3 separate regions of the Homo sapiens genome follow, and all the other regions are linked to region 1. The links are chromatin loops, found by intact Hi-C in ENCODE. Cell type or tissue: PC-9. All regions are shown on one strand. Each heading gives the region's core, and the rest is flanking DNA. Links, peaks and the distances in the headings are about the cores only.

What was found. Peaks named below come from ENCODE experiments on the same cell type or tissue, not always from the same donor. Only the 100,000 strongest peaks of a DNase experiment are listed, where the experiment ranks them.
Region 2: a loop joins it to region 1, with 4 times the contacts of the local background. A loop is called at or near these places in 1 of 110 quality-filtered maps.
Region 3: it touches region 1 in a loop (6-fold over the local background); 1 of 110 quality-filtered maps calls a loop at or near these places.

What each region holds. Positions count from the first base shown.
Region 1 is chr20:58,011,449-58,022,205 of GRCh38, reverse strand. No RefSeq gene overlaps it. Among named protein-coding and RNA genes, the nearest start is that of LINC01742, 13 kb to the right of the region's middle. RefSeq lists a silencer at 463-632. In PC-9, for the core only: no CTCF peak of the experiment used is centred there; DNase peaks (open chromatin) are centred at 3,015, 4,395 and 4,845; H3K4me3 peaks cover 348 bases; H3K27ac peaks cover 3,877 bases.
Region 2 is chr20:58,107,762-58,118,518 of GRCh38, reverse strand. No RefSeq gene overlaps it. Among named protein-coding and RNA genes, the nearest start is that of CIMIP1, 38 kb to the left of the region's middle. In PC-9, for the core only: no CTCF peak of the experiment used is centred there; a DNase peak (open chromatin) is centred at 6,338; H3K27ac peaks cover 3,141 bases.
Region 3 is chr20:58,095,221-58,105,977 of GRCh38, reverse strand. It overlaps the pseudogene HSPD1P19. Among named protein-coding and RNA genes, the nearest start is that of CIMIP1, 50 kb to the left of the region's middle. In PC-9, for the core only: no CTCF peak of the experiment used is centred there; DNase peaks (open chromatin) are centred at 3,027 and 3,517; H3K27ac peaks cover 795 bases.

The DNA of each region.
Region 1 (10,757 bases), core at 2,707-6,706:
CATCAACTACGTTAGAGGATACTCTGAATTATCTTTAAATTCTTCTATGGGAAAGGATATTACAAAATTGCCAAATGAAGAGACAACGTGATACAACCAAAAGAAAAGTAGGAAAAAAGCATTACAGAGCTGTAATTAAGAAAAATTGTTCTTTTTCCCCACTACATTTTGTGATATTGCTAACTTGTAAATATTGCAAAACATGTAGTGATTTCCTCTCTTGGTCTAAATAAATATTTCAAATTGTAAAAAAAAGTAGCCATTACAGTCTGAAACTCCTCTAATCTCACCATCAAATTCATGAGTTTTCCCTCCACCATGGGAAGCATCAATTTTCTATGATTCTTAAGAAAGTCCCACTGACAGTGATGAACATGTTTTCCAGAATATTCCAGCCAAAGCCACGTGGAGGGCTTGCTGGCATTCCTAATGTGACCTCAGGGGAACTGGACAGCCCCACCCCTGAAGCTGCCTCAAAGGAAGTCACAGGGTGGGGATTGGTCCCGGCCCCTGCCTATCATTCTGCCTTGTGGGTGGGACAAAGGGCAGATGCCTCCCCACTGGAGGAAGTCACTGACCCGCGGCGGGGCGCCACTCCGGGACCTCTCCAAAAGGGAGGTCCAGAACAACTTGGACTTTAAAAAGAAGGTTGAAACCATGTGCATAATTTCTGAGTGGTGTTTAATATTGCTCTGGGCAGGTAATTGTGATGATCAGCTTGATATGTGAATCCTTCGAGGCCACAGTCATGTTATTCAATGAGTCCCTCAGCTGAGCATTGCAGGGAGAGATGTTAGAGTTGTGGTTTAAGCCCATAATCACTGACTTCAAGTAAAGGAGGTTGTCCTGGATGACCTGGGTGGGCCTGATCAGTGGAAAGGCCTTGGAGCCGGCAAAGGCCCCTGAAGAAGAACAAATTCCTCCTGTGACAGTGGCCTGGGCCCATGCCTGTGAGTCACAGCCGTTCCTGATAGCCTGTCTCATGGACTCGGGACTTGCCTGGCCAGACCCCATGGTCACCAAAGCCAACTCCTTGCATAAATCCCTTAATATCTGCCTCCTACTGACTCTTTCTCTGGTCAAACCCTGACTGATACAGTAATAAGGGGGCAATTTAAAAAATCTTTTCATCTGAAGTTTTCATCTCATCACAGCCCAGGCCTTTCCCCTGCAAGCTCTCACCTCATCACCCCACAGTCTGCCTGTGCTGGCTGCTTGGCCTGGACATCTGCCACTGCGGGCTGGGTCTTCCCCTAGCCAGCCCTCTCATCACTCCAGCTGCAGAATCACATTCCACCTGCTTGGAGGAGGCCCCCACGATGGGCGGCTAAAGCAGCCCCTTCCCCGTGGTCACTCGGGCCGCACCTGTGTGCTTCCTGCGTGGGGTTTGCTTTGCCTTGCTTGCTATTTTTTTTGTCAATGCATCTGCTTCCTGATTACTGGCTGTTGCCCACTCCTGCAGCATCTACATCCCCTGGGGCTTGTCTGTTCTGCTTCTGCTTTACCCCAGTTGCACATCCTGGAGTTTTGCTCAATACATGTTGTAGCATCCATGGATGACCTGAAGGCTGGACAGCCAGGGACTGGGGGGTCACCGCCTTTCCTGTCTCATTCCAGTTCCTGCTTTTGTCCTGGATGACCTGGGTCTCAGGGAAAGAACTTCACTAAGACATGACCTGTCTTCCAGCTCCAGAGGCTGCAGCTGGGATTTGGGATTCTGAGACTTCTTGAAGGGGACACATGGCTGGCTGGCTCCAGTGCCCGGGCTTGAGAGCTCCAGGATGGCCCTGCCCTGGCCGCTGAGCACCTGGTCTTCCTCCTGCTCCCACGGTTCCCATGGAAAGTTTCTGGTCTGCAGTGTGATGCCAGTGGCTCTGGAGCTGCAAAATGTACACAGCCCCAGGTTCTGAGGGGGACATTCTGCTTCATATTGAAACAATGGGCTGGACGTGGCAGGAGGGTGTCCAGCCCAGCTTGGGAGATATTCAGTGCACTTGGACCTGGTTCTTGGCTATGGCTCAGGCTGGGCACACACTGAGTTCAGAGTCTGCAGAGAATTCAGGGCCAGGAGCCAATCCCTAGTTTAGGCCAGGCTAAGGTCAGGGATGTTTCTGTTCCTTTACCCTGGAAGGGTCCTGAGAATTCCTTCCATCCTCACACCATGCCAACACCACACCTCCGCTAATAATAAACAGGACATGTGTGCGTGCACGTGACTCCATCTGGCCCCTCAGAGCCTGGTTAGGGCAGTGCCATTCCCTTGGTATAGAAGTGGAAACTGAGGCTCAGAGGGGTGGAAGGCTATGCCTTGGTGTGGGCAGAAGGGATGGGAACCCAGGTGTCCTGATTCTGTGGAGATGGGAAGAAGGTTTTGTGAGTTGCAGGAGCACAGAGCACTCTCCGCTCCAAGGAGGGAGGGTGGTGATCCCCTCACTTCATACCTGGCGAGGGTTTTGTGGGAACATGCAGACAGCTCTGTCCGCGCCCGGCCTTTGGAGGGCTCAAGGGACTCATGCCTGAGGGCAAAAGGGGCCTGGGTTGAAGAACTGCGGCTGCTTCTGAAAAGCTGAAACTCCTCCAAGAGACGGTCAATGCTGCATGCATCCTGGGCAACTGAGCCCCTTAAAGAGAGGGGCTCCTCTCCGGGACAATGGCCCACAGGGGTGCGGCCAGGTAGGAGAGGCCCTGCTCATCCCCACAGAGCCGTCAGTCCATCGGAGGAGGCTCTGCTGCGTCCCAGGCAGTTCAGAGCTGTCACACACGGGACTGGGGGGGAGCAGCTGTCCACCTCGTCTCCCTCCCGACCCTGCCTGGCTCCTGAGCCCGAGTGAGGAGGCTGTGTCGGAGTGATGGACGAAAGCCTGTGGGCAAAGAGAGGAGGTCCAGGCCACTTCCCTGCAAGCAGTCAGCTTACCGCAGGCACCCGTCGTGCAGCAAATTGTGCTGAATCAAGGAGCAAGTTTTGATTCTTACTCAGGACAGGACTTTTTCCACTGCTAGACTGAGGCCGTCTGTGACTCACACTGACCACAGGACTGTCTACTGCTAGAAAGCGACCAGCAAAGTCATGGTCATCGCCTGAGCTCCCATCTGGTCAGGGACAAGGCTCCTTCCCAGTGGACAAGTTTAAAGGGCCAGTGGATGACAAAAATCAGATTGGCTTCCTGAACACATGGGCTGACTCTCATCTGTCCAGTATGTTCCCAGCTCCACTGGCTGGGGGCTTGCCACAGGTGGGGCCACGTGTGACTTTCCTGCCTTCATTGATCCGGAGCCTCGCCCCATCCATGGGGCATCACAGGCCTTCAAAAAGATGTATTGAAGAGATGAAGAAATGTGATGGTCCCACAGGTCCTTAGTCATGGACTATCTTGAAGCGAGGGAGGCCCTCACTGTGGATCATGGAGCAGGGAGAAGAGCTGGACGTGAGGGTAGGAGAGGGGATGGTACCTCCTGCTGCTCTGGGTGCAGCCCCGTTCCTGGAATGCTTTGGCAGTGGAGGACGAGATGCTTTCAGCCTTGGAGAGTGGTATGGGCGTGTACAGGGGGCCCATCCCAAAGGGGGTCCCAGGTGCCTGTTGGAAGGCACCCCTTTCTCTGTTCCACTCCCCTTGCTGTCTCTGAAGTTGCTGCATGATAATTTCTCTCCACCGTTTCCTCCCTTCTGTTTTCCCCTCTCCCTTCCATATTTGCTGAGCACCTAGTATGTACCAGGCCTTGCTCTAGGCGCTGGGAAGTAGCCTGAGTGAATGTCTCTCCAGTGCCTCCTCTGGGCAGGTGCTACTCCACGTGTTAGGGTCCGAAAGTGAACCAGGCAGCCCCGGCTAGGAGTCGGCCATCAGAGCTGGTGCCGGGGTGGACCCAGAGATCCACCCAGGCGGAAGGAGAGGCTTGAGGAAGGACAGACCATGGTGCGTCCCAGGGCCAGAAATTAGGCAGGTGTGAGCAGAACACGGTGAGCAAAAACGTGAGCGGGAAGATCTGTGGTCAAATCACGGAGGGCTCTGTGAGAGGCGTTTTGACTGTCTTCTGCTTGTGAGAAGCCACTGAAGGTTTTGATCAAGGAGTGATAACAGCAAGCAGGATCATTCTCACACAGGGGTCTGTCCCAGAGCGGGCTTTCCACAGGAAGCCACCGAGCCACCCCTTTCATCAGCCTTGTCTGGGGCACCTCCTGGGGGGAGGATGCTGTCATTATTTCCCTTTGGGGGTGGCCTCTGGAGGGGACCACCCGGCATGACCTCCCATTGACCCATCTCTGCCCAAGTCCGTGGCTGTTGGGTTCTCTGAATGGCCAAGAGATGAATTCATCGACCACCTCCTGCAGGGCCACTGTCTGAGCGTGTCTGCTGCTTAATCAAGGGACAAGGACGCTGTGTTCCGGGCTGGGCTCGCCAACATCCTTGATGAGTAACTGGGACAATCAAGAAACAGGGAAGTGGTGACAATGCCACTATTGTGCTTTCATTCCAGAGCCCAGAGCACCAGGTCTGCATGGCAGGCTGGGCTGGCAGCCGCAGCTGCTGGCAAAATCCCCTTCAGCCTCATCAGTCACCCTGGTGGGGGGCCCAGGGGAAGGTCCAGCTGCCCCCAGGGGCTGCCACCTCCGCAGACCCACCAGGGGCTCACAAAGCAAACATCTCTTCTTGTCTAGACAACAAAGGCGGCTTTCTGCAACAGACCCAGGCACATACGCACATTGGAGGGCATTCGGATTCATTTGTTCATTCATTCATTTATTCCTTACTCACTCAGTATTCATCCAGTCCCTTTGAGCATTTCACCCAGAAGATGAAAATGAGCAGCCGGTGCTTAACAGGCAATCATGTTTTCCACGTCAGGCTGAGTTTTCAGATTCCATGATCATGTTTCATCCTCACAACAGCCTCGGGCGCTGGGTTCCGTTAACCTCGGCTGCCCGGGGCCGGGTGGCTGAGTCCAAACGCCTCCTGACCTCTCTGGATAGTGTGGTCTTGGGCCGACTCCTTCACCTCTGTGATACGATACAGTGGGAGATTTTAGATACCTCTTTCCATTTTAATTTTCAAAGATCTAGAGACAAAACTATGAAAGTATACCTAGAGAAGCTCTATATAATTTAATTAATAAATTTGATCCTATAGATGGGTGAAGATGAGACCACCCAGATGGGTGATACTACCTAGATTTTCATCAACAGTAAAAGGACAAATACATTATGGGTTTTTTCATCCACCAGAACACAATGCAACTACTCAGGAAAGTTGACACACATAGCCACATCCAGCAATGTAGGGGAATCTTGCCTGCGTAGGGTAGATCGAGAGCACCAGACACAAAAGCATTTGTATTTTAGGGTTCTGTTTACATAAAGTTCAAAAACAGGCAAAACTAATCTATGCTGTTAGAATTCATGATAATGGTTATCCTTGGATGGGGTATAGAGAATTTCTAGAAGGGACACCAATGGGGTTTCTGAGGAGATGGTGATATTTTATTCCTATATCTATGCACCGGTTATAAGGGCATGTTTATTACATACAAATTCATTGGGCTGACATTTATGATTTGAGGAAAGTTTTGTAACTATGTTAATCTTGGTAAGAAGTATGCTAAAAATCTAAGATTTATAAATAAAACACAACAAACCAAACTAAAAAATTATGTCCTAAACAACTATTGGGCCAAAAAGAAAAACCATAAAAGACCTGGAAAATACTATTCTTCCAAGAATTTGTCCTATGTAATTAATCATGGGCATGTGCAGACATTCATCAGAGAATTTTTATTGCAGAATGATTCAGAATATTCAGAATAAGAAATTGAGTATTACCGAAGTGTTTAACAAAGGAGATTGGGTGTATATCATAACACAACCAGACAATAGAATATTGTACAATTATTAAAATTATATCGTACAGAAAAATACGTGATGATGTAGAAAGGTTTGTATTGTATTATTAAATGGTTATGATCATTTTTATAAAAAAATTCTTGTGTCCTTGTTTATTGGACAAGGAAAAATAACTGAATAGAAACACACCAAAACATCAGCCGCCATTATCTCTGATAATGGAATTACAGGTTATGAGATGATTTTGTATTCTTTTTTACATTTTCCAAATGCTCATCTGTGAATATGTATTATTATTGTATTCTCCAAAAAGTTTGTTTAAAACAAGATAACTCTATTTTTGCTCTAGCAGTTAGCACGTGCCCAGTACAGAATAAATTTCTAGTTGACATTTCTTGAATGAATGAGCGGTTGGTCTCTAGGGTAAAACCTAGAATGCTGAGAAGGAAGACAGGAGTGACTGAGATATTTACCACGTCTGACTGGATGAGGGACATTTTCATGGAGGATGTGGGGCGGCAGAGTAGCGGCCTAATAAATGTTTGTAAAAGGAGGGAAGGATGGGCAGGAAGGTAGAGATGGTGAAAAATCACTTTCCAGGTTTAGGCACCAGATTGAACAGAGCAGAGCAGAGAGGATTTTACAAATGTGATTTCTGAGACGAAGAGACCCTACACCACCCTTTCCATCTTTTGAGCCTCCTGGTATATTAAAACCATAAAGAAATACCAATGCACGGTTGCAAAATTGCAGCATACTTCATATGGTCACATTTAATAAATAATAACTTATATACAAACTGAGATAATGCCAGCTTGAAGAGGCTTATGAGAGTCGATTATTAAATATTTAGGAAACTTTTGTGTTAGTTCTTAAACCATCAATGGCCTGCAATCAGCCATAGTGGCAGTATTTACACCATGGTAATTGGCAAACAACACAAACGAAGGGGGATCTCCCCTTTCTTGATTGTGGAGAGCTGGTTCACCAGCACACCCCTGGATATAATTTGCACTGTCCACAAGATAATTGCAGCACTCAAAAAAAAAAATGAATTCTTAGCAAATACTGGTGTGGGATGGAGTTTAGAGATGTTCATACTATACACATGTTCTTCTTCCAGTCCTGCCAGGGTGGCTCTGTGACTGTGTGCAAAGCTTCAAGTGGAGAAGCTTTCCAGTGTACTCTGGGACTTTTTGGGCATGGAGGCTTGGGCCAAGTGTCTATTTTGCACATCATACCTCCCACTTACCATGGCCTCTGCAGGTGGGAGACCCCCCTCCACCAGCCCCTGTTATCCAAAGCCTCCTGGCATTTCTTCCTACACGAAGCCCGTCTGCCAGTCAATTCCTGTGATTAATCTGTCCTAGCTGAGATTTTTTTAGGGTGGGGTTGGGGGTAGGGGAAGACCATGGCTTTCCATGCACCACAGCCATTGACCCGAGCCCCTCAACTTCTCTGGTTCATGAAATCATTCAGGGCAAATGGTGCCTCTCTGTGCTGTGGGTGAATGCACCCAATTAGTCACTTGGGAAAGGTAAACCACAGGAGACGTCATCAATCATTCTTCAAACAGTAACCTCCTTTTAAGTTGCATCAAAAGAGGTTATGTTAGCTGTGCAATTGTCTACAGATGAGGAAGGAACTTTCAGAGCGAGAGGAGCTCCTCTCCTCCCTCTCCTCTGCTTCCTCCCTCCCCTCTCTTCTTTCTCCTGTCTCTTTCTTTCCCCTTTAGCAAACTGCATGTGTCCCCTGCTCTGTGTGGGGCTGGACCTGCAGGGGTGAGCAGTCTCTTCTCAGCCTTATGTGCTACACTAACATTTATTGTCACAAGGGCCAGTTATCTCACCGCGAGGGCCCTGTCTGCTTTGCAGTCACGATGAACGGCAGGGTCTTCCCTTGGCCTAGAACATTCTTCTTCCATCCCCATGCCCTGACCTCAGCTCTCACCTGGGCAGCTGTCACTCTTCCTTCAGAGAAAGGGTCCCTGAAAGACACCCCTCTCCAACAGTCATTTCTATACCTCATAAGTTCAGCAATAATATTCCAAAAATATTCATTGAGCACTTCTTCTGTGCCAGGGCCACATGAGACATAAGAAATGATTTTTGTGGGCTGGCACAGTGGCTCATGCCTGTAATCCCAGCACTCTGGGAGGCCGAGGTGGGTGGATCACTTGAAGCCAGGAGTTCAAGACCAGCCTGGCCAGCATGGGGAAACCCAGTCTCTACTTAAAAAAAAAAAATAGCCAGGTGTGGTGGCACGTGCCTATAGTCCCAGCTACTTGGGAGGCTGAGGCATGAGAATCGCTTGAACCTAGGAGGCGGAGGTTGCAGTGAGCCGAGAGTGTGCCACTGCACTCCAGCCTAGGCAACAGAGTGAGACTGTCTCAAAAAAAAAAAAAAAAAAAAAAAAAGAAATCATTTCGTTTTCCTGCAGTTCTTGCCCCTAAGGAGACTTTCATTACTTCCAGCACCTCTAAGAGCCTCTCTTGTCATATTCAGAGCTTCTTGCTTACAGAGTAGGGGTGCGGTTTTTATTGAGTGCCTACTATATTCTTTTCCTATTATTCACTGAATACTTATTCACTGGCAGCCATTGCTGACAATCTCTGTTTCTGCTGAAAAGTTGTGGATTTTCCCCAACAGGGGGTCTGAGACTTCTCTCTTCCCTCCACCTTCCTCCTTCAGCTCAGCTCCATCTTCCCACAGAGTTGCATTTTTCAACTCGATTAAAAGATGCCATTTTCACCTTTGATCAAGGCTAAAAAATACAATCGAGATGTCTGGTGGCAGCAATCAATATTGTAATAAAATTACACCTAATTTACTCAGTACTTCAGGTACAACAGGGGTCATTTATCTGAGTGGGGCTTTTTAAAGTTTCAAAATAAGGAAGACGTATTTTGCTCATGAAATTTTTATGCTCTGCCTTCACTAACTCAGCCATTAATTGCCAAGAACTCCAAGCTCTGACCCACTTAGGAAATCGATGCAAGAGAATGTGAGTTTCTCAGACGTTCCCAAATTGTCTAGTCATGAGACCAGAGCACGGGTGGCAGGCAAGGTGGCCGCAAATGCCTGATAGTTTATCTGGACTACATTGGGATGAAAATTACTCTGATTTCCATAGTAACCCCTATTGTTGTTTAAAAAGGGGAAAAGAATGCTTACGGGGAGAACTGGAACAGGAAGACGAGTGGTTTCCCAGCTAAGCAAACACCAGTCCCAGAATGGAAAAGATCCAACCTTCATGCCACAAAAAGCTGCTGCTGAGACACGTGGCCCAAATCCATTTTCTGCCAGCGTTATTTATGATCCCGGTGGGTCAGCTGGGGGCTTTCATTTGCCATCACATAATTAATACAACCGCAGCAGGTTGCCTGCTCCGAATGGCAGAACGTGGAGAGTGGGAGGCCCATCTTGAAGGACCCAGCTCCAGAAAGTTCCTGCTCAATGGGCGTCCTGGGAAGGAAATGGCCATTTTCCTCCTGGAGACAGACAGGTTGTCCACCCCGCAGTCTTCCAAGCAGTGCCACCCACTTAGCGGCTCTTGTTTTCTTCTCTGTCATCATCCACCCACCTCTACCCCCAGCAAGTGCTGTTAATTTGACTGCATGACAGTGAGCTTGGGGTGGCTAAATACGTGGTCCTTTGATCCTCTGGCCTAGGTTGCAATCTGTGCCTTGCTGCCTCTAGCTGTGTGGTCTTGGGAGATGTTAACGAACCTCTCTGTTCCTTTGGTTCTTCGTCTATAAAATGGTGATGGTGATGGTCACTGACACCTGGGTTTAATACAGAATTAAATATGAAAATCTGAATAAGGCCATTACAGCAAGGTGCTGGGCAGGGGGTGGGGATGTAAAATTTCAGCTTCACTATTATTGAGGCATATCTCCATCTCCACTCTCCTCCCTTCCCCGTCACTGCCTGGATTCCAGCTGCCATCCTGCTCCAGGGGTCCTGGCTTCGCAGGCGGCTCCCGCTTCCTCCCCTGCCCCACAACCAATTCTGCCTATTTCAGCCAGAGCTTTTAAACATCGTTTTAGCTTCCAAGACTGCATAAAAAATGTCCACAAACTGCGTGGCTTAAAACAACAGACATTTGTCCTCTCACAGTTCTGGAGGCCAGAGTCTGAGATGAAGGTGTGGGCAGGGCCAAGCCCCCTTCCGAGCCTCTTGGGACAGACCCTTTCTGGCCTCTTGTGGCTGCTGGCCTGTTCTGGCGGCTGCATCACCCCAACCGCTGCTCCCATCGTCACGAGGCCTCCCTTCTCTGTGTGTCTCTCCTCTTTTGTCTCTTACAAGGACACTTGCCATTGGACTCAGAGCCCACCCTGAAGGTCAGGATGATCTCCTCTTGAGATCCTTGATTTAATTCCATCTGCAAAGACCCTATTTTCAGGTAAGGTCACAATCACAGGTGCTGGAGGTTGGGACTTGGACGTCTGTTTGGAAGGACACGGCTTAACCCACTGCAAGGATGTGCATTGCGTTTCCCACCCTTCAGGGGGCTTCTTTTGTCCTTGGCCTGGAAGGCCCCTTGTCACCTCCCCTGCCCTGTGTCCTGCCTCAGTGACCTCCTGTTACTTCTCCAAATGCATCACCCTCTGCTCACTTTGGGAGCCTTGCACTGGCTGGCCCTTGGAAACAGCTTCGCTGCCTCTGCTGAGCTCATTCTTGTTCCTCCTCCAAATGCCACCTCCTCAGGGGCCCCGGCCCTTCTTTCCAAGTGGGTCCCAAACAGCCCCTCTCTACAATGGCGCCCACCCCTGCTCCTCCCTTTCATCTCCACCTGCTTATGGCCTTCAGCACATACTCACTCTAGTAAGTGTCCTTAACTCCTAATGTGTCTGTCCCAGCCCAGGACGCTGTGGGAGCAGGCCCCTTCTGCCCATTTCATGTCCTCAGCACTGAGTTCAGAG
Region 2 (10,757 bases), core at 4,409-8,408, 95 kb before region 1:
ATGTGTAATGCAGCTATTTCATATCAGAATATTCCTAATTCCTTCCTCCTATCTCTTGTGGCATTGTTTTCATTCATTTCACTTATCCATATGCTATAATCCCCCAACACAATGTTATTATTTGCTATTGAATTGTGTCCCCTCAAATTCATATGTTGGAACCCTAACCGCCATTGTGATTGTGTTTTTAGGTAGGTAGGGCCTAGAAGGAGGCAATTCAGCTTAAATAAGGTCATAAAGATGGGTCTCTGATCTGATAGGACTGGTGTCCTTACAAGAAGAAATTCCAGAAAGCTCCTCTCCTTTCTCTCTCTCCACATGAATGCACCAAGGTCAGGCCATGTGAGGACAAGAAGCTTCCTGCTTCTGGCATTTCCTAGTAAGAATAAGAAGAGTCCTTACCAGAAAATGAGTCAGCTGGAACTTGATGCTGGGCTTTCAAGTCTCCAGAACTGCAAGAAAATAAATTTCTGTTGTTTAAGACACCCAGTTTGTGGTATTTTGTCATGGTAGCCTAGGCAGACTAAGATATTATTACTTTAAACAATCTGTTATTGTTTAGATTAATGAAGAATAAGAAAAATAAAAGATTTTATTTTCATTTGTCTTCTCTGATGATTTTTTTAAAAACGTATATCCAGCTTTCTGACATCTGTCATTTTTCTTCTGACTAAAGAAAATTTCTTGCAGAGCAGGTCTGAGAGCAACACATTCCCTCAGTTTTTATTTACAAAAGTCTTTATTTCTCCTTCACTTTTGAAGGATATTTTAGCTGGATATGGAAGTCTAAGTTGTCTTTTCCCCATTCAACACTTTAAATATTTCACTTGACTATTCTTCCTTGCATAGTTTCTGATGAGAAGTCTGCTTACAATTCTATCCTTCTTCCTCTAGAGGTAAGGTTTTCCCCATCTCTGCCTTCTTTCAAAATTTTCTCTTCATCTCTGGTTTTCTGCAGTTTGCATATGATATGCTTAGATGTAACTTTTTGGTGTTCTCTGAACCTCCTGGGCCTGTAGTTTGATAAATGCCATTAATTTTGGAAAGTTCTTGGCTATTACTACCTCAAATATTGTCCCCCATTCTCTTTTTTCTCCTTGCATTTTAATTGCATGTACCTTACATCTTCTGAAATGTTCCCACACTTCATGGGTATTCTGTTTTGTTTCTATTATTATTTTGTTTTCTCTTTGCATTTCGGTTTGGGAAGTTTCTATCGATGTATCTTCAGGCTCACTAATTCTCTCCACAGCCTCGTCCAGTCTACAGATGAGTGCATCTAAGGCAGTCTTCATTTCTGTTAGAAATGTTAGCATTTCCTTTTGATTATTTCTTAGAATTTTTATTTCTCTGGTTACATTATCAATCCGTTTTTGCATGTTTTCTACTTTTTCCCAATAGAGTCCTTAATGTATTAATCATAGTTATTTGAAACTCCCTGTCTGATAATTTCAACATCTGTGTCATATTTGAGTCTGATTCTGATGTTTGCCGTGTCTCTTCAGGCTGTGTGTTTTTTCTTTCTTCCTTTTGGGTGTCCTTTTAAATTTTTTGTTGAAACCAGACATGGTGTATCAGGTAGCAGGAATTGAGCTAAGTAGGCCATTAGTGTGAGGATTTATGTTAATTTTACTTAGAGTTGGTCTGTGTTTAATGTTTGCTATATCTGTAGGTGCCAGAGATTTCAAATTTCTTTAGGTCTTTATTTTTTCCCCACTCTTGACTTTGAACTTCTCCAAGCCCTCCTCAGAGAGAGTACTGCTTCTTGGAGCCCTTTCAGCTGTAATTCACTGCTGTTATACTGGAACCCTGTTGGTGAGGTGGTAAATTGCGGGAAAAGGGGAGTGTTCTATATAATCTTCAGATTAAATCTCAGTCTTCCAGGGGTCCTGTGTCTGGCCTGTGACCTTCGCAACTGTTTCTCCCACCTGTAGGTGAGACAGGAAAGCTAGAGGGGGCTGCAGTGAGAAAATGCCCTTCCCCAAGCTGGGATAAGCCTGGACAGTCTTTCCCCTGGGGAATGGGCCTTCGTTATGGAGAAGGCTCTGGTGGCTTTTTTTTTTTTTTTAAATAAGAATTACTCTTCCTCTCCTTGTCAGAGCCAGGAGATGCTCTTTCTAGAATCTTCTCAATAAGAACTTGGGGATTCCTGGAGGCAAAGCCCTTGACATTGTGGAGTCCCCCTAAGATTGCAGCCCCAGGAGTTTCTCACTGAGAGCTGGTCTATACTCACCCGTTAGCAATTTGTCAAAATTGCCATGTAACTGTTCTACTAGTTATGGCTCCAGCAGCTTCTGTTCTGGGTAAGTGGAGCTCAGCTGTTACTCTCTAGGTTCATCTGTGTCTCCAGATTTTGGGGTGGTAGTTTACCTTGAAAACTCAGTTCTCTGATGGGTCCATGAAAAGTCATTGGTTTTCAGTTTGTCCAGCTTTTTGTTGTTGTTGTTATATGGATGGGAGTGACAACTTCCAAGCTGTTTATGTGACAGAGCTGAAACTGGAAGTTTATGTATTTTTCATATCATAGAATGATTTTTCTCTTTTGATGTGTTCTCTCTCTCTCGCTCTCTTTTTACAGACCACAAGACAAATTTTGGAGGGAGGGAATAACTGTTATTCAGAGGTGGAGTGTCTGATCCTCTGTGGTGGGGCTGACATTTATTTCATTTGTCATAACAATTCTGTGCCAAAGAAATTGACATCCCCAGCCAATAGTAGAGACCGGCGAGGCTCAGCAAGGTTGGGTCATCAGCTCAAAATCACACCGCCTGGGAGTGACAAATCTGTGATTTAAACATGGCTTTCTTGGCTCCAATGTCAGGGTCATCCCAATGAATCTAAGCCACTAGCTGCTCTCCCCATTGTCTTTGGTTGAGATGCCACTGAACGAATAAAAATGGCCACCTTTCTAGGTGCTCCTCACATCCAGCCTAGCAGGTCATGTCTTGGGGTTTTTCAGTATCAACCACGAGACTGGGCCAAGGCTTCTGAAGACATTGGTTTTATTCCCTGGCATGGAGATCTGCAAACTTCTGTAAAGGATATATAGTAAATATCCTCAGTGTTGTGGGTCACATGGTCTCTGTGGCAACTGAACTCCATGGTTGGGTACAAAAGCATAGACAATATGTAAATGAATAGGCACAACTGTATCTCAATAAAACCATTTATAGACACTGACATTTATATTTCATTTAATTTCTACACATCACAAAATGATATGCTTCTTTGGATTTCTTTCCTTCTTTCCTTATTTTTTTGAGACAGTCTCGCTCTGTTGCCCAAGCTGGAGTGTACTGGTGCGATCTCTGCTCACTGCAAACTCTGCCTCCCCCATTCAAGTGAACCTCCTCCCTCAGCCTCCTGAGTAGCTGGGATTACAGGCACCCACCACCACGCGTGGTAAATTTTTGTATTTTTAGTAGAGACGGAGTTTCACCATGTTGGCCAGGCTGGTCTCGAACTCCTGGCCTCAAGTGATCTGCCCTCCTTGGCCTCCCAAAGTGCTGGGATTACAGGCATGAGCCACTGCGTCTGATGTTTCTTTTGATTTTTCCCTGATCACTAAGCTGTTATTAGCTTAAAAGGTGCACAAGCATAGGTGGCTTGCAGAATTTGGCCTGCAAGCAGCAGCTGGGCCATCCCTTGCTCAGAACCTCACAGAACTCAGTGCTAGGTTTAGGATGAGGGCTAAGGGCTGCACTGGAGGGACGACTAAAGCTTTGAAAGTATTTAATAGAATAGTTGCAGAGAAATAATGATGGACAGTAATAGACAATTATGAGACAAACACTGTGCTAAGTACTTTATAGATATTATCTCTCTCAATTATCGGCAGGGTCCTTAGAAGAAGTTGTAATCAAATGCCCATTTAACAGACGAGAAATCTGAAGCTCAGGGAGTCACATATGAAGTGACAGAGCAGAGATTCAGGCTGTCTGAATGGCTCCAGTCGGTTTCATTTTGGGGAGTGGGTGCAGGTGGGTTGGGAACGTAATGGGGTGTGAATCCGGAACAGGATCTCTATCATATATTAAAAGGATGGACATAGAAGCTCTTCTCTGAACTCGGAAGCTGGGGCACTCCTGTTTTGCAGATTTCCCGGGCTCATTCTCTTCTTGGTGACTCCAGGTTTGTGAGGACCACACCTCTCCTCATCTTCAAGACAGTCTGTTTTGTCTGAATGATTGTCTTGGAGCCTACCTGGTTTGGCTAGATGCGTGATAGCATGAGAAGCAAATTGCCAAGCCCCTGAACACCATTGTGAGCACTGGAATTGTGTGTCTTATTACTGTTAAACGGCGACTAAGCCACCAGCGCTAGAGAACGTGTAATTTCACGTATAATTTAACGGAAGCATGCATCCTGGTGCCTTAGTCCGGGTAACAGCTTCCTGCTTTTGTACAAGGCGCTTTGCACATTAAAGTAATTGCAGAAACTTATGAGGACGACAGGAAAGTTTACTCTTCCTCTTTACGAAGAAAACAAATGTGTTTTTCTGCAGATTCTGCCAAGGCTCAATTTTAATGATCTCGCAGATGGAGCTGGCACATGTGAGCCCGTGGGTGCAGCTGTCTGCTTTCTCCAGCCTGAGGGGCGTGTGACTGCAGCCATAGCACCGTGTTGGCAGCACTGCGTCTCTCCCGCAGCACCACTCTCCTAACCCACCATGTCACTTAAGGGGAGGAGGGTATGAGACCTGTTGTGAGACTAAAATGAGAAACACCCCAGAGGATACGCAATTGGCAAAGCTGACAGTTCTCTTGCTGTTTCACTGGCATTGGGGTTGGAGTCCCTTGCATGTGCCCTGCCCCTGCTGAAGTAGGTGTCCCTGAGCAGCCCATGACTTTGGTGGGAGCATTAGGACAGAGCCTTGTTTTTCCCCACTACCCCTGCCTGGCTAAACACACACTCCATCAAATAAACCACGAAGCAGCAGAGAGAGGGTTGGCAATTTGCTTTTGAAAATTCACACGTCCACGAGGGTTTCAACAACTTTGGCTGTATGTGCAATTGTTCTTTCCATCAATTGCTTATTGTTTGGAACTCAACCAGAGTTCAAAACTCAGGTGCATTCCTTCATTGACCCAGCTTCAGTATTAATAGTTGAGAGGAAAAGAAAGCAAACATTTAAACAAGTTCAGGGCTGGGGTGTATGAAAAATACACTATTCAAAGTTGTGTTAGTTTCCTATTTCTGTTACAATGAATTACTACAAACTGAGTGGCTGAAAACAACATAAATGTATTGTCTTACGGTTCTGGTGGCAGCAGGGCTGTGCTTCTTCTGGAGGCTCTAGGGGAGAATTCATTTCCTTGCTTTTTGCAGTCGGCAGAATTGCCTTCTTCTGAGGCTTCTCTCGTTGGCTTGTAGATGGCTGTCTTCTCACTGTGTCTTTCATAGTTGCCCCTCTGTGTGTGTGTCTGTGTGCAGATTTCCTCTTATTGTGTGGACCCCCAGTCATATTGAATTTGGGCCCACACATATGCACTCATTTTAACTTAATTACCTCTGTAAAACTCTATCCCTCAATACAGTCACATTCTAGGGTACTGGGGGTTAGGGCTCCAACATAGGAATTTGGGGGACACAATTTGACCCCTCACGCTAGTTCTGTCCTCTCCTCTGAGAACCTGACCACTCCATGGTGCCTTTTGTACATACCTTCAAGTAGCCAGTAGAGACCATCTAGGCCCTGAACACCATATCCACATTCCTAGGGGAGGATAAGGAGACCAGCCTCATGCTAGACAATGCTGGCCAAAAAGTTAAGGGTCCAATAGCGTGCCAGTCAGGGGAGTCCAAATGCTGTGACAGAAAACCCCCAAATCTCAGAGGCCAAACACAATCACCGCCCAGTATGTGGTGGCAGGGGTGCGGCTTCACGCAGCCATTCAGGGATCCAGGCCCTCACAGCAACTCTCTGTAGTAAACTGGGAAGTTGGACAGGCTTTGTCTGAAAGCACAGCTGTGCTCATCTTAGGTTTCACGAGATAAGGTCTTGAGAAGTGATGTTTGATTTTGACTCTGAGAGGCACAGTCCCCACTGCTATTTTCAGTTATTTCACAAAGGGTTCATTTCCTCTTCCAGCTAATGAGCTCCCAAGGGGGCACAACTCAATGGCTCACCAAGCATCCCTTCTTAAGGGTGACCAGCTATTCTGGTTTTCCTGAGACTGAGGAGGACTCCAGGAGGCAGAATTTTAAGTTTTAAAATTGGGACAGTCCCAGGCAAGCCAGGACGAGTTGGTCAAGCCACTGTTTGTTGAAATACATATTTTCAATAACTGAGATAACTCTGATTCACCACCCTGGAATTAAGGGGAAGCAGAAGGAGCTCTAGGCACAACCACACCTGCTACTCTGATGACAAATGCCTGCTTTCCAAATCTCACTGGTGAAACTCTTTTGTTTAAAAGAGTCTGAGACTCATTGGGCCAGGCACGTGCCTAGTGCTTTTTAAAAAATGTGAATAGGTCTCATCATTGAGAAATTGCAACTTAGAAGACAACCATCTAACTTCTATTGAAAAATCAAGAGAGCTGACAGTTCTGGGCTGTATTTCCATGTGGCAACAATTATCTGGAGCTGGGCAGAGGTTTCTACTTTAGATGGGGCCTGAGCTTCCTAGTTGCACCGCTTGCCACCATTTACTGTTTTCTCTCATGTCTAACCCACTGACTGTGACGTCACCAACCTGGCCGCTGAGGCCATTGAGTTTGCAGTGGATGGCGTTTTCTTAACTGTAACCCAATCAACCTTGGGAGAAGGAATCCCAGTCTTGATTGTCTCTCTGGAAACACTAACTCATAAACTTCAGCTCCATCTCAGTTCCTAGGATCTATTTTGCTTTCAAGGGGATAAAGAGGTCAGGAAAGAGGCCGCTAGCTGGGCAAAAGTTTAGAAACCATTTCCCGCTAGCGCTGTGGTGTCAATCAAGCCCACGGTCTCCTTCCGCCAGCATCGTGACGTGCAGCCAGCCCTGGGAAACCGGGGCAGTTCTGGGAGCTCAAACGGGAGCCGTTCACGTGTCATTTTTCTTAGCAACAAGGATTCCGCTTCATTTCGGGCTTGTCTTGAGAGGCAGAAGTTTCTATTTATCAGCCAACAAAGAGGCTGAAGGGTTTGATGCCTGCTTTGAAGCCGGGGGCTGGGGTTTGGATTGGGTTCTAGGCCCCACCATGTGCATGCCTTTCACTCCAAATCAAAAGCAAGAGGGAAAAAGGGAAGATTGTGGTTAAAACAAAACAAAACAAAACTGGAGAAACACTGAGAAAATATTGTGCTAGTTTATCTCTAAAGGATGTGCCCTTCAGGTAGTGCTCAAAGAGGCTGTAACTTTTCCTGACTCCAATTAACGCTCAGGGGACACTGACAGTCCAGGGAGTGCCCCAAGCACAGCTTTGACATAGTACTGTTTCATCTAGGGAGGGGCAGAATGTGTAGCAACAGGGGCTCTCAGCCAGTTGGGACAACGATGGTTTTGGGGTCGGGCCCGGTGGCTCACGCCTGTAATCCCAGCACTTTGGGAGGCCAAGGCAGGCGGATCACCTGAGGTCAGGAGTTCAAGACCAGCCTGGCCAACACGGTGAAACCCCATCTCTACTAAAAATACAAAAATTAGCTGGGCGTGATGGTGCACGCCTGTAATCCCAGCTACTTGGGAGGCAGAGGCAGGAGAATTGCTTGAACCAGGGAGGTGGAGGTTGGAGGGAGCTGAGATCATACTATGGTACTCCAGCCTGGGCAACAGAGCAAGACTCCATCTAAAAAAAAAAAAAAAAGTGGTATTGGGAAATGTTTACTGACTGAACAAATGTTTTCTCAGCATCTTCCAGGTGCTGGCACCATGCAAGGCCCAGGGTTACAGTGGCATCTGGGGCAGGTGTTGTCCCAGCAGACTCTGAGGTGAGGATTAGGACATGTCCCAGGAGATGCCTCTCAGGGAGGGGAACCAGAACAGGGATGGAGAGGAAGCCAATCAGGGGGTGACTTCAGTGATTCCCATTCCCCTGCCTGATCCCGGGGAGAGCCCTGGTATATAAATTACCCCCACCCCAGAACTGGCCTGATCAGAGTGGGTGCTGCTGGCCTTGGTCACCTCACCAGTCAGTCACTGACTGTGGGCATGGTGGGGCAGCATGCAGGCTGCCCACAGGGTACTCCTCTGAAGTTTGGGTCTCCTTGGCAAGGCTCAGGATGTGAGGGGTGGGCACACAGAGGTGAGAAAGAGATCTGGAGGTGACTGCATGGGGGCGCCCATGCATCCCCAGCAAGTGCAAGTGAAAACAGCCATGGCCCCTGTCCTAGTCATTTCTGTTGCAATAACAGATGGGGCGGCTGAAAGAACAGACACATATTCCCCACAGTGCAGGAGGCTGGAAAGTCTGAGATAAGGGAGGTGGCAGATTTTATGGCTGGTGAGGGCCCACTTCCTCCTTCCAGTTGGCTGTCTTCTCCCATGACAGAAAAGAGTGAAAAAGAGAGAGAGCACTCCAGGGTCTCTTTATAAGGGCACTAATCCCACTGATGAGAGCCCCACCCTCATGACCTATTCACCTCCCCAAAGCCCCACCTCCTAATAGCATCACATTGGGGGTTAAGATCACAACATATGAATTTTAGGGGGACACACACATTCGGTCTATATATAGCATTCCACCCTGGACCCCCCAAATTCATGTCCTTCTCACATGCAAAATACATTTATCCCATCTCAGTAGCCCCAAGTGTCTTAACTCATCCTAATATCAACTCTAAAGTCTAAAGTCCAAAGTCTCCCCTAAATAGCATCTAAACCAGATATGTGTGAGACTCAAGATATGACTCATGGTGAGGCAAAATTCCTCACCAGATGTGAGCCTGTGAAGCCAAACAAGTTATGTGCTTCCAAAATACAACGGTGAGTGAGGCATAGTACAGACATTCACATTCAAAAAAAGAGAGAAAGAAATAGGAAAGAAGGAAGGGATGATGGGTCCTGAGCAAGTTCAAAATCTAGCAAGGCAAGCTCCATGAGATCTTAAGATCAAGAATAATTCTTTTTGGCTCAATGCTTTGCCTTCTAGACCCACTGGGGTGGTAACAACACCATCCCTACCAGCTTGGTGGGGTGCTTCCCATGCTGTGGCTCCCAGGAGGGGCCCCCTCTTGCTTCAGCTCTCTGTTGGGGTTGGGGGATCCTGCTGGGCCACTATGGCTTCACTGGGTGTTGGTTCCACTCTTTGCAATCGAGATGGAGGCAGACCTCTCCACCTTTGCAAACGAGGTGGAGGCCATGCACTCTGGGCCTGTGGTGGGAGTGGCAGCTCTAGTGACCTCTGAATCACCTTTGGGGTCCTTCTTTCCTTGTGTTGAAGAAAGCTGAATGTTCACATCTGAAGAATTCTATGGTCTGGTCCTGTAGGGTCTAAGAAGTCCTATAATCTTCATTTTGTCCTGTTACCTCTTTTCCTTTAGTCCTAGATAGCAGTGCTTCTGCTGGAACAATTCCATCTTTGCTTCTGGCTTTTATTGAGACGGTTGATCAAGCCCATGGTTCATATTTGTACTAATCTTCTTATCAAATAGTCACTGAGCCACATCCTTAGCATTCTGCTCCAAACAAGTTTTCTCATTTTTTTGCAATAGGGATAGGTTGGCAATTTCCCAACCCTTTAAATTCTGGTTCCTTTTTGCCTAATAACTCCATCTTCAAATTATTTCTTCCTTCACACATTTTATTATAAGCAGTCAGGAGGAATAAAGCCACTTCTTTAACAATTTGCTTAGAAATTTTCTTAGCTAAATATCCAATTTCATTGTTCACAAGTTCTACCTTCCACAAAACACTAGAACATGAACACAATTCAGCCACATTCTTTCCCATTTTATAACAAGAATGGTCTCTCCTCCAGTTTCTAATAACATGGTTCTCATTTCCATCTGAGACTTCACCAGAATGCCCTTTGCCATCCATATTTCTCTCAACATTTTACCCACGATTACTTAGGTATTCTCTAAGAAGATGGAAACTCCTCTTATCTTTCTGAGCTCCCATCAGAACCACCTTCGAAATTCCCTTCATGGAATTCTAGGCTTTTTCTAGCATGTACCTCAAAACTTTTCCAGCCTCTACCTATTACCCCGTTGCAAAGCTGTCTGCATTTTCAGATATTTGTTACAGCAACACATTGTTTTTTGGTATTTTTCTGTTCTAATGAGTTTGGGCTGTTATAACTGGGTGGCTTAAACAACATAAATTTATTTCTTATAGTTCAGGAGGCTGGGAAGTCTGAAATCAAAGTGTCAGCAGATTCAGTATCTGGTGAGGGCCTTCTTCCTGGTTTCCAGATGACCGTATTCTCACTGTACTCTAACGTGGTGGAAGAAAGCACAAGGCAGCTCTCTGGGATTCCTTTTATAAGAACACTAATTCCATTCATGAGGGTTCCACCTTCATGACCTAATCACCTCCTGCCTCCTAAAGCCATCACATTAGGGGTTAGGATAAATTGGAAGGGACACAAACATTCCATCCATTGCAGCCCTTGCCTCATGGGACTTGCCAGGTAGCAGGGGCAGGCAGATGCTCTGTAGAGGATGGAGGGATAGGAGAGCTGTTTTTTGAGGAGTGTGGAGTTTACAGGAGAAAGAAAATAGAGTAAGAGTTGAGTTAAGGAGCTGAGAAGAGAAGGCAGGGTAAAGAACAACCCAGATGCAGGGAAGAGTATGTGCCACCACTGTGTGGAGGGAGAGGGCTCAGTCGAAGCTCACTG
Region 3 (10,757 bases), core at 738-4,737, 86 kb before region 1:
TCAGTGTCCCATGTGAATTTAATTAACATGCTGCTTTTTAAGGAGTGGGTTTTGTTGACAGGGGCAAAGTGAGGTGAGGCAGAAGGGGAGACAGTAGTGTGTCAGTCAGGGAGGTTGGGTTATGCTGCAGTAACAAATATCCCCAAAGTCTTTGAGGCTTAAGTCAACTTTATTAAAATGTTACCCTCCTTGATGGTCCTGTAAATACGTGTTTGCGTGATATCAAAGAATGACAGCCTCACTTGTGGTGAGAGTGCCACTTTGCCAACTTACGCTATCCTTTGCTCTCCATCTCACATTATGGTCTTGGCTACTCTCTCAGTTGAAATTACCAAGAAGAGGGAAGGTCTCAGGTACAGCATGTGCAGAGAAGAATCTTCTCTCTGCTTGAGCTTGGAGCATAATGGTGGCTTGCACAAATCTCTGAACTACATGTTTCAGAGGAGCCATGCTGGGGTTCCCATCTCCTCAAACGAACATGGCAGGCGTAAAAGGAGCAAGGCGGGCAGGATTCAAATGGCTTAGGCAAGCAGAGGGCAGAAGATTGTTGCTTCTTGAGGGTTTCCTTTTACAACAAAAAAAATGAGTAATAAAGTTGAATTTGGGGGCAATTTGATTTGTTAAAATAAATTACTGGAAGTAATTGGATGAAGAAGGGTGCTGTTTTTAATTAGTTTAAGGGCATTGGCTGAGGAAAATCATCTTTCCCTCTCTCTTTTAAACATGGTTCTCCTCTAACTGGCACTGAAATTTTTTTTTTTTTTTTTTTTTGAGACGGAGTCTCACTCTTTCACCCAGGCTGGAGTGCAGTGGCATGATCTTGGCTCATTGCAAGCTCTGCCTCCTGGGTTCACGCCATTCTCCTGCCTCAGCCTCCCAAGTAGCTGGGACTGCAGGCGCCCACCATCACGCCCGGCTAATTTTTTGTATTTTTAGTAGAGACGGGGTTTCACCGTGTTAGCCAGGATGGTCTCGATCTCCTGACCTCGTGATCTGCCCGCCTCGGCCTCCCAAAGTGCTGGGATTACAGGCATGAGCCACCGCGCCCGGCAGCACTCATCATTTTTATAACATTTATCATGGGTTTTTTATGATTCTAAAAGTAATATAGGTCCACTAGAAAAATAGAGAAAAGCAAATTAATCTCACCTCCTAAAGACAACCTCTGTAAACATTTTGCTGTATTTTTCATTTTTTTCTATGTATTTTGTAAAGTTGGCATCATACTCTGCTTACAGGTCAGGCCTGTATTTTCTTTCATTTAACATCCTATTATAAATACCTTTCTCTATACATAAATGTTGGTAACATGATTTTATAAGGCTACATGAAATTCTGTTACATGGATGTACTCAAGTATATAAAGATAAGCCTTTATTGTTGGACAGTTAAGCTGTTTTCAATTTTTGCTGTTATAAATATCAGCACTGGATCAACATCCTTTGTGTGTCTCCAATTAAGAGGACTCACTGTTTAAAGCTTTGAATTTCTGGCTTTGCTCTCGCCAAAGAAATGTACTCCTTTACTTCTACTCTTTGGTTGTGAGGAATGGATGAGCTGAATGCCGTAAAAAAGGCACACGTGAAAGTCATGATATCGGCACCTTCTCACGTTTTACACACTTTGCGTGTATTAACTCATTAGCCCTTAGAGATGCCCTATGATAGAGGGGTTATCAGTATCCCCTTTTTATAGATGGGAATCAGAGCTGAACAGAGACCTGGAAAGAGAAGTGCCAGAACTGGGATTTGAACCAGGATTCAAACCTGGCAGTCTGGCTCTGGTGTGTGTGTTCCCAATCACCGTGCCACGTGGCCTCTCAGGACGGCTCCCCACAGGTGACACATCTGCAATTGATGGCAGTCTCACGTGTTGTGAGATTGAATTGGAAGGTTGGAAGGAGCCGCTGAGGACATTTTATAAGGCTTTGTCCCATGACCAACTGAGGTCGGATTCATCATGAATCCTAAGAGCTCATTCCAGAAGTGCCAGAAACGAACAGAGGTACAGAGTCTCTCTGAGTGCATGGTCACCGAAGAGCCTCCTCCTCCACTCTGGGAGGTGGGAAGCTTCATCCTCTTACCACCATCACCACCTTCATCATCGCTATATATATTTACATAAAGGAAGATCTATTAGGAGGGGTTGGATCATGCAATGATGAAGGCTCAGAAGTCCCACCATCTGCCGTGAATGACTCCAGCCTGATTCCGAAGGCCTGACCAGCAGGGGAGGCGGTGGTATAAACCTCAGCCCCAGGGCAGAAGGAGCCCATTGTCCCAGCTCAAGCAGGAAGGCAGGAAGAAAACAGGGCGGCTTTCTCATTCCTCCACCTTTTTGTTCTATTCAGTGGTTTGAATGATGCTCAGCTGCATGGGGAAGAGCCATCAACTTTACCTAGTCTACCAATTCAAATGCTCAGCTTATCTGGAAACACTCTCACAGACACACCGAGAATAACATTTGATCTGGGCAGCCCTGGGCAATTGGGTTGACCCATCCAGTTAACCATCACGAATCCTTTTTTCTTTCTGGAGGCAGGTCCAGAGTCCCCACTGATACTCCTGGCAAGCCCAGGCAGAAGCAGGTGTGCTTTTCAGGATGTGTCAACTGAAGACTGGGATTGTCCTGGACTCCCTCTTGGTCACATGCCACCCCTAGGTAGCCAGGGTTCTGGGAAGCTTGCCCACCCACTGAGTGGGGTGGAGGGACAGAGGAGCACACGCCAGCCCCACCCAGACCACGTAGACCAAAGGTCGGGGGGAGTGGGTCTCCACTAAGAAGACCAGGAAGTTGTTACCAGCGGGAAAATGGGAATGCAGCAAGCAAAACCAGATGTGCTTTGCATCCTTAAAGGGTTTTGAGTAGGTGAGGAAACCACTGAGTTTGCATTTTGGGTAGGATGACTCTGTGATTTCAAGTTACTTCAGATCATTAGGGGGTGCACCTTCTATTGGCTGAGCCCCTGAGGGCAGGTGCACCAGCTCATCCCTGACTCATGGTGGGGGCTCAGATGTTCTTTTTTGTGGTGGTGGTGGTGGTGGGTGGGAATGAATGGCTTCATCTTTGTGGCTCCATCTGTGACTGAGTCATCCATTCACCCTTTTCCCTGATCCCCACCTTTCAGCATCAGATAATATTGTAACTCTTCGGGTAGCTGTGTGGCAACAGTGGCTTGCCAACCATCACCGTGATTTATCCACTGCTGTGGGTTCCCTGGACAGACCCACAATTAAGAAGAGAAAGCGGCACAGCTAAATCTCTGCTGCCTGTGAAACAACATCTATTCCCACATTTTTTTTTTTAAATTTCTTGCCGCCTGTGAGCAGGGTTTATCTAAAGTGATTATAATGGGGTGGAGGGCGGTGAGATTCTTCTCTCGTGGAATGGTGCCATAGCGAGGCCAGCTGTCAAGGGGTTCAAATACTGGAGGCATTTTGCTAGGCCATGAAAATGCATGGAATCTGGAGATTCTTGAGCCAAAGAGAGCCCAGCTGTGGTCATTTGCCAATGACCTCAGGCACTTGGAGCATGCCTGGGCTGGACAGAGTGGCCTCTGCAGTTGTCAATCCAGGCTCTCCCAAAACACTGCCTGCAGCACACACTGTGTTGCCAAGTAACAGAGAACCACAAACTGAGAAGCTCATCCCTTTCTCCATTTGTCTTCTTCTTCTTTTTTTTTTTTTTTTTTGAGATGGAGCCTTGCTCTGTCGCCCAGGCTGCAGTGCAATGGTATGATCTTGGCTCACTGCAACCTCTGCCTCCTGGTTCCAGCGATTCTCCTGCCTCAGCCTCCCGAGTAGCTGGGACTACAGGCACCCACCACCAAGCCTGGCTAACTTTTGTATTTTTAGTAGAGACGGGGTTTCACCATGTCGGCCAGGCTGGTCTTGAACTCCTGACCTCAGGTGATCTGCCAGACTTGACCTCCCAAAGTGCTGGGATTACAGGCATGAGCCACCGTGCCTGGCCCCTTTTTCCATTCTTCAGAATCCCTCTAGTGATCTCAAAGAGAAAGTCTCGGCTTAGTGCTAATATGCCTTTAACCCCTAACATTGACCATCTCCATTGGCCACGAAAGCTCTGAGTATGGAGTTTATTTTGAAGTTGATTTGAACAGAGGGGGAGCTGGATGTGGCTCAGGACCATCAGTTGAGGATGTGCAACCAGGTGTAGAACAGTTTACTCTATTTATCTCCTGGGTATTTTCTGTGTATCAAAAGTGATGTTTCTTTTTCATTTAAGATAAGAATTTAAAATTTACCTTTAAATACATTTAGGGAACAAAGTGAGAGTTGATTGAAGGAACATACTAGCATGTGGGGCAGGAGGGAAGGATGGGTGCCATGCGGCCTTGCCTTTGGTTGCAGAGTGCAACACGTTGCCGGTAAGCACCCAGTGTGGCTCGGGGCCAGCAGGGCTGCGTCATCTGGGAGCTGGTTAGAAACGAAGACCCTCGGGGCCAGGCGCGGTGACTCACACTGGTAATCCCAGCACTTTGGGAGGCCGAGGCGGGCAGATCACGAAGTCAGGAGTTCAAGACCAGCCTGACCAACATGATGAAACCCCATCTCTACTAAAAATACAAAAATTAGCCAGGCGTGGTGGCACATGCCTGTAATCCCAGCTACTCAGGAGGCTGAGGCAGGAAAATCACTTGAACCTGGGAGGCAGAGGTTGCAGTGAGCTGAGATCGCGCCACTGCACTCAAGCCTGGGTGACAGAGTGAGACTTTGTCTCAAAATAAGTAGGTAAATAAATAAATAAATAAATACCCTCGGGCCCCAGCCCAGCCCAGCTGAGTCGGAACCTGCACTTTAACATGGTCCCTAGGTGGTTTGTGTGCCAATTAAAATTTGAAGTGCCCTGGTCCAGCACATTAGATGTGCGCTCCTGTCTCCTGGTAGGTGTCTTGAGGTCAGGGGCCCCACTTCTTAAGACCCAGAGCCCTACCAGTACTTTATTTAGCATAAAGTAAGTACCTAATCAATTTGGTTAACTGCTGCCTCCCAACCACTCCTCATGACTTAGCCATCAATAGCGGAGAGAATGCAGGCATTTCGGCAGCCAGAAGCAATGTATGAATGAATGAATGAATGAATGAATGCATGAATGAATGCATGAATGAATTGCCTTAAAATTCCTACCAAGCACCCACCATTCCCCAAACAAGATGCCAAGCTACAGGAATGCAGAGTTGATTCAGATAAGGCTTCTTTAGGAAAGTCACAGTCTCCTAGGGGAAACTGAGGCATGAACATGTAATCACAATACAGTGGATGAGTGAGGTGATAGTGCTATGCCGGGGACTCCTGGGAGTGAATGTTAGCTAATCCAGGATAAGGGAAGTTAGGGAGGGCTTCCTGGAGGAGGAGACTCTCCTTGCTGAGTTTAGGAAGATGAGCAGGATTTGCACAAAGAAGAGAAGGAAGAGAATTCCAGGCAATGGACACAGCACAAAGAGAGGCAAGCGGGTGGAAGCAATGCAGGGGTGGGTTGGGGCTGGACTGGAGGGGAGGCAGGGCCAGATGATGGGAGGTTCCACAGGCCGTGGTGTGGAAGATGAGATCTTTAGGGGCTTTTAAAGGGTTGTAAGCAGAGAAAGAAAGAGGTGAGCATGGCCATATGTTTCAGCAGGAGACAGCCGGGCTCAGGGTGGGAGATGGGGTGACAAGGGTGGAATGTGGAGGGGGCCGACCCACTGGGGCGTTGCTGCTGGTCCAAGTGAGAGGCAGTGGAGGCTTGAACCGGGCAGATGCAGAGCAAGGGACAGGGCTGGGAAATCCTTTCTTCTTCCCTGGGTTCTAAACCATGGGAAGTGCTCCTCTCTGCTTCAGCTGAGATGTATTGGCTTCTTTGCTCAGCCTGCAGCCAATCCCAAATGTCACAGGCGCCTCCTTGCAGCAGCCTACTCTAGTGGAGTTTTCTTGATGCTGAATGTTTGTGGGAAATAACTCCCACACGTGCCTTGAACTCCTGCCTTCTTATTGTGGTTTGAAGTTCAAAATTGCCATTGCTGTGAAGTTTGTATTATAGGGCACTTTAGGTTGAGTCTCCCCCAGATGCAAGCTCTGAGTGTAGAGTTTATGTTGAAGCTGATCCCAGGCAACTCCAGCAGGGGTACAAGCAAGACAGGACGTAAGACAGGTGCGGGAAGGAAGTGAAATGTTACCAAGCAGTTCATCGGTGTGGGAACTGGAACTTAGCTGGGCTGGGGAGCTCTCGGTGCATAAGGTGTCATTCCAACCCATGGGTACTTCCAGCTCCTGTTAGCTCACGCGATCCCGTTACACCCAGCAACCTGCATCCAGTGACGCACACTGGGAGCTTGACATGGTGGGAGTATTGACACCATGGAAACTGGCAAGCACTAAAATCAAGACTCCCCTCCCTGTAGATACTCTGTCATTAAGTGTTCCCAGCACGCCACTGGGAACCCCCGGCCTACCTGTGCCCTGGCAGGGCAGCGCTGGCTGCAGGAAAATGAAAAGGCCGTGGGAATGTGGGCAGCCATGTCTTCAGAGTCATCACTGTATCATCCCATCCATTTTCTCTTGTGCTTTTGGGGATGCGACAGTGCAGTAAACGTGTCAGGCAGGTGGTCATTTTAATTATGATTTTCCACTTAGTTGCAAAGGATTTCTAAGTCAATCTGACTTGTAAACCGTCCCTTCCCGTAGGGCAGAGCCACCTAGTACATTGGAAAGGACTGAGGATCTACCCCAGAAAGCCTGAATTGGAAAGGTGAAAACAAGCTCGATAGCCGACAACAGAGGATTGGTTACATGAATAACTACACAGCCTCACAAGGAAATGACCACTGAAACAGAGAAAATAGCAGTTATGGGATTTGCACCACTGGTGGCGAGTGCTTAATTTTACCTTTATTATTACTATTATTTTACAATGAATTTGTGCAATTACATCATGTGTATGTTCTTCAGGGGCTGGATAGCAATACTTCAATACTTTCCAGATGATGCTCTGAGATCAATCAACTCTGTGAGCCTGGGTTTCCTCCTCTGTAAAATGAGGACCAAATAGTACCTGATTCAGAAGTGAAGCAAAGGAAATGAAAGTGTTTTTAAAAATATAAGATGCAATATGAATGCTAGTTACTATTGTTTTGTCTTAGGGACAATGATCTCGTTTCTACTGCAATAAGCAGGATATGGAGGCCCAGAGGAAGACAGCTGGATCCCTTCAGCATAGAGCATTCAAGCCAGCCCTTAGCCAAAATCTATCCAGGTCCACACCATTTTGGAAATAGCAGCCCGCAGGACTTTGCAAGGGAGGGAATGGGGGATAAATTTCCAGAAATGAATATCCCTGAGACTATTTCCCTTGGACGGATTGTCTTTTCTGAAGGCATTTTTAAACGATAACTGGAAATGCTGATTTCACCAAGAACAAGCACCCCTGCCCACCCTTTTCCCCTCTGATGTGCCTCCAGAAGGGGTCTTTGTTGATGGCAACTTGTGAGGTAGATACAGCTGAGGTCCCACAGCAGAGCAGGGCTCTTCTCTGTTGATCCCCAAATCTGGAATGTATCTTTCTTCCAGGGATTGATGAGCTGGAAGCCATGTGACCATAGGGTGAGGTAAGGGAGGGAATGGAAGCACTGCTTTTGAATAACTGGACACCCGATGGTGCCAAGCTCACTTCCCAGAGTTAAAAATGGGGGCCTGGGAAATCTCTGATGTTCTCCAGAAGGTTCAGTCTGAAAGAAAGAGAAGGTTAAAATTTCATCACATGCTCAGATTACACGACCTTGAACCTGGGATTCCACGGCAATGGAAAACAACTGACAACGTTGTTACATCAAAGTTGAACCAGATTGGTCTGTGCAGTTGCAGCAGGCATCCCGATTCTAAGCCTGTACCCACCACGATTGGCTCGGGGCTATGCACATGACCAAGTTCAGACCAAAGAGAGGTCAGAACCTGGACTCTTGATAGGGATGTTGTGGAAGAAATAGCTCTTTCCTCTGGGACTGGACACTAGAATGTTGCTTCTCACTGCAAGCATCCTGGAATTCATACTTCGAACTTTTGGATGTGTCAATAACATATGGAGGGGAAAATGTCCCTTGAATTTTGTGTTTTCAATAATTTCTAATCAGTCATTTGATGTTACACTCTTGACTGTAAAGACTCTCTTTCTTCTGACCTTTTCTCCTTGCACCAGAGATGATGCTGTGCAATTTTCTTTTGGTCTCCATTTGCAGCCTGAGCAAGTTCTTCAAGCTCTTCCCTTCTTCAGTTGTCACAGGCTGCTTCCTAAGTTCAGCAGGCACAGCATGGGTGGCCTCCATCACCCCCTCCCCTGGTGCCCACTGGACTACACATTGCCAGCTTTTCTTGTCCACAGAGCCTGGTGCTGCCATCCCGGCCTCTTCATTTGTGCCAAAGGCAGTGTCCTGAACGAGCTCAGCACTGACGTTCATCTATTTGTCCTTTAAGTCCGTTGTCTGTGCAAGGGCCATACCATCTTTTATTACTTTGGGTCTGCCTGCTCCCACTTTGTTTAATAATTATCTTTCTTCTGTTTAGTCCCATAGCAACAGCTACAGAATCACATCTTGAAGCATTAGGCTCAGACAGGCACCAAATTTTAAGTCTTTGGTGTAAGTCCAAAGCAGATGAGGGCCAGGGAATGGATGCTGGCCTTGTCTGGTGAAGGACTGTGGGTGGTCTAAGCGTCTTGGGTGTTGGGGTGAGTGGCTGGGTGTTGGTCTGGCCTTGTTTGGTGAAGGACTGTGGCTGGTTGAAGTGTCTTGGGTGTTGAGGTGAGAGGCTGGGCATTGGTCTGGCCTTGTCTGGTGAAGGACTGTGGGTGGTCGAAGCGTCTTGGGTGTTGGGGTGAGCGGCTGGGTGTTGGTCTCGCCTTGTCTGGTGAAGGACTGTGGGTGGTCGAAGCGTCTTGGGTGTTGGGGTGAGCGGCTGGGTGTTGGTCTGGCCAGGGAGGCTGTCAGGATGAATGAGGGGCAGAAGGCAGGGCACCCACAACCATGAGTCCCTATCCTCTCAGTTCTAGATCCCTGCTCCTGGGTGCCTGGGTGAAGCATCCCCACCCATTTCACTGGCTTTCTTCATTATTCTATTTTTCAGAACTGTCTTAGTTCTTGCCATGCATTTTTTTTTTCTCAGAGCAGCTTTATACTCAGTTGTTAAAATCTGCCTTCCTCTGGCCCCCAGATCTCATTAGTATGGTGATTGGAATTATATTAAATTCACTTATTAATCTGAGAAGGGCTGGTATGTTTACAAGTCTCAATTTTCCCCATCCAGGAGCGTAGACTGTCTGCATATTTAGGTCTTCTAGAATGTTCTTTTTTAGAGTAAAATCTTATAATTTTATTTCCTGTAGATTTTCAGAGTTATTCCGTAGTTCACTCCTACTTTATAGTTTAAAAACTATTTTATAGCTTTTTTTTTTTTTAAACACTATTGTATCACTTCTTGGCCTTTTGGATAAGATCAAGTGTAAAAAAAAATCACTTGTGATGAGACTATTTATATGTTTAAATTAAAATTTCCACTTCCATGTCTACTTTGTTTGTCTTTCAGAAAACAAGCTCTTGAATATCATTATAAATTCTATGTTTTGTTCTGTTTTCTAATAAACTTTTATTTTATCTCTATTAATTCCCTCCTTCTGCTGTCTTTGGTTTATTTTGTTCTTTTTTTAGTTCTTTTTAGTTCTAGCTTTGACTGCTTCTTTCATTTAGTTTAGTTATTTGTTTTTTAAATATGAAAACATTTCAATCTCTCATTTTTTTTCCCTCCAAGTATAGACTTAGCCACATCTCATACATTTTTATGTGGATTGTTGTTGTTTATATTTTACTTTATAAATAATCTAATTTCAATTTTGGTTTCTTGTTTGACTGAAGCTATTTCATAAAGTAATTTTTAATTTCAGCAGGTTGGAGATTTTTGTTGGGTTTTTTTTGTTTATTCTTTTGCTATAAGGTCAGAGAATGTTACATTCTCTATACAATTTCTTCATTTAGACATTTATTAAAATTTTCCTTTGACCAAATGTATATGATGGATTTTTGTAAACATCCATGAATATTTGAAAAAAAAAGTGTGTTTTCTGTTTCAGGGATATAGAGTTGAATATATATCTAATTGTCATGCAGTCAACAAATATTTATTGCATGCACATGGGTTGTAGAGCACACAACAAATAAACAAGACAGACTGAGGCTTTCAGGGCTTCAATTCTAGTGAGGGCGGTGGAGAGGTAGTTAAGCGAATGATGACAAATACTAACCATAAATGTTGTGATAAGACAAGTGGAGTCCCCTGTAGAGCCCTTGAGGGATCCTGGAAGGGTTTCTTCAGGAAGAAATACTTAAGCTTAATGACATTTCAGACAATTTGCTTTACATATTTTAGCACTGTATTACTTAATGCATAAAGCTTCATGGCTATTATACCATCATTGTGAATACTAGCTAGCTCTTGTGTATGTAAATGTGAAATAAGCCTCTTTGTAATGTTTATATCTTGAATTCGATTGCTTAGTATTTCCAGTCATTTTTTTCACGGCTGCTTCTTTGAGTTCTCCCCCACCCCTCCCAACACACTACACATGCATGTATCTTTACATATCTTTTTTGCAAACCTCGGTATATTCAGTCTTTGGTGGGCATGGTATTTGATTCTAAGAGTGTTTGTTGTAAGCAGTATATTAGCAGAGGTTCTTTTTGGATTCAACTGAAATGACTTTAAATGCCCTTCATTCTC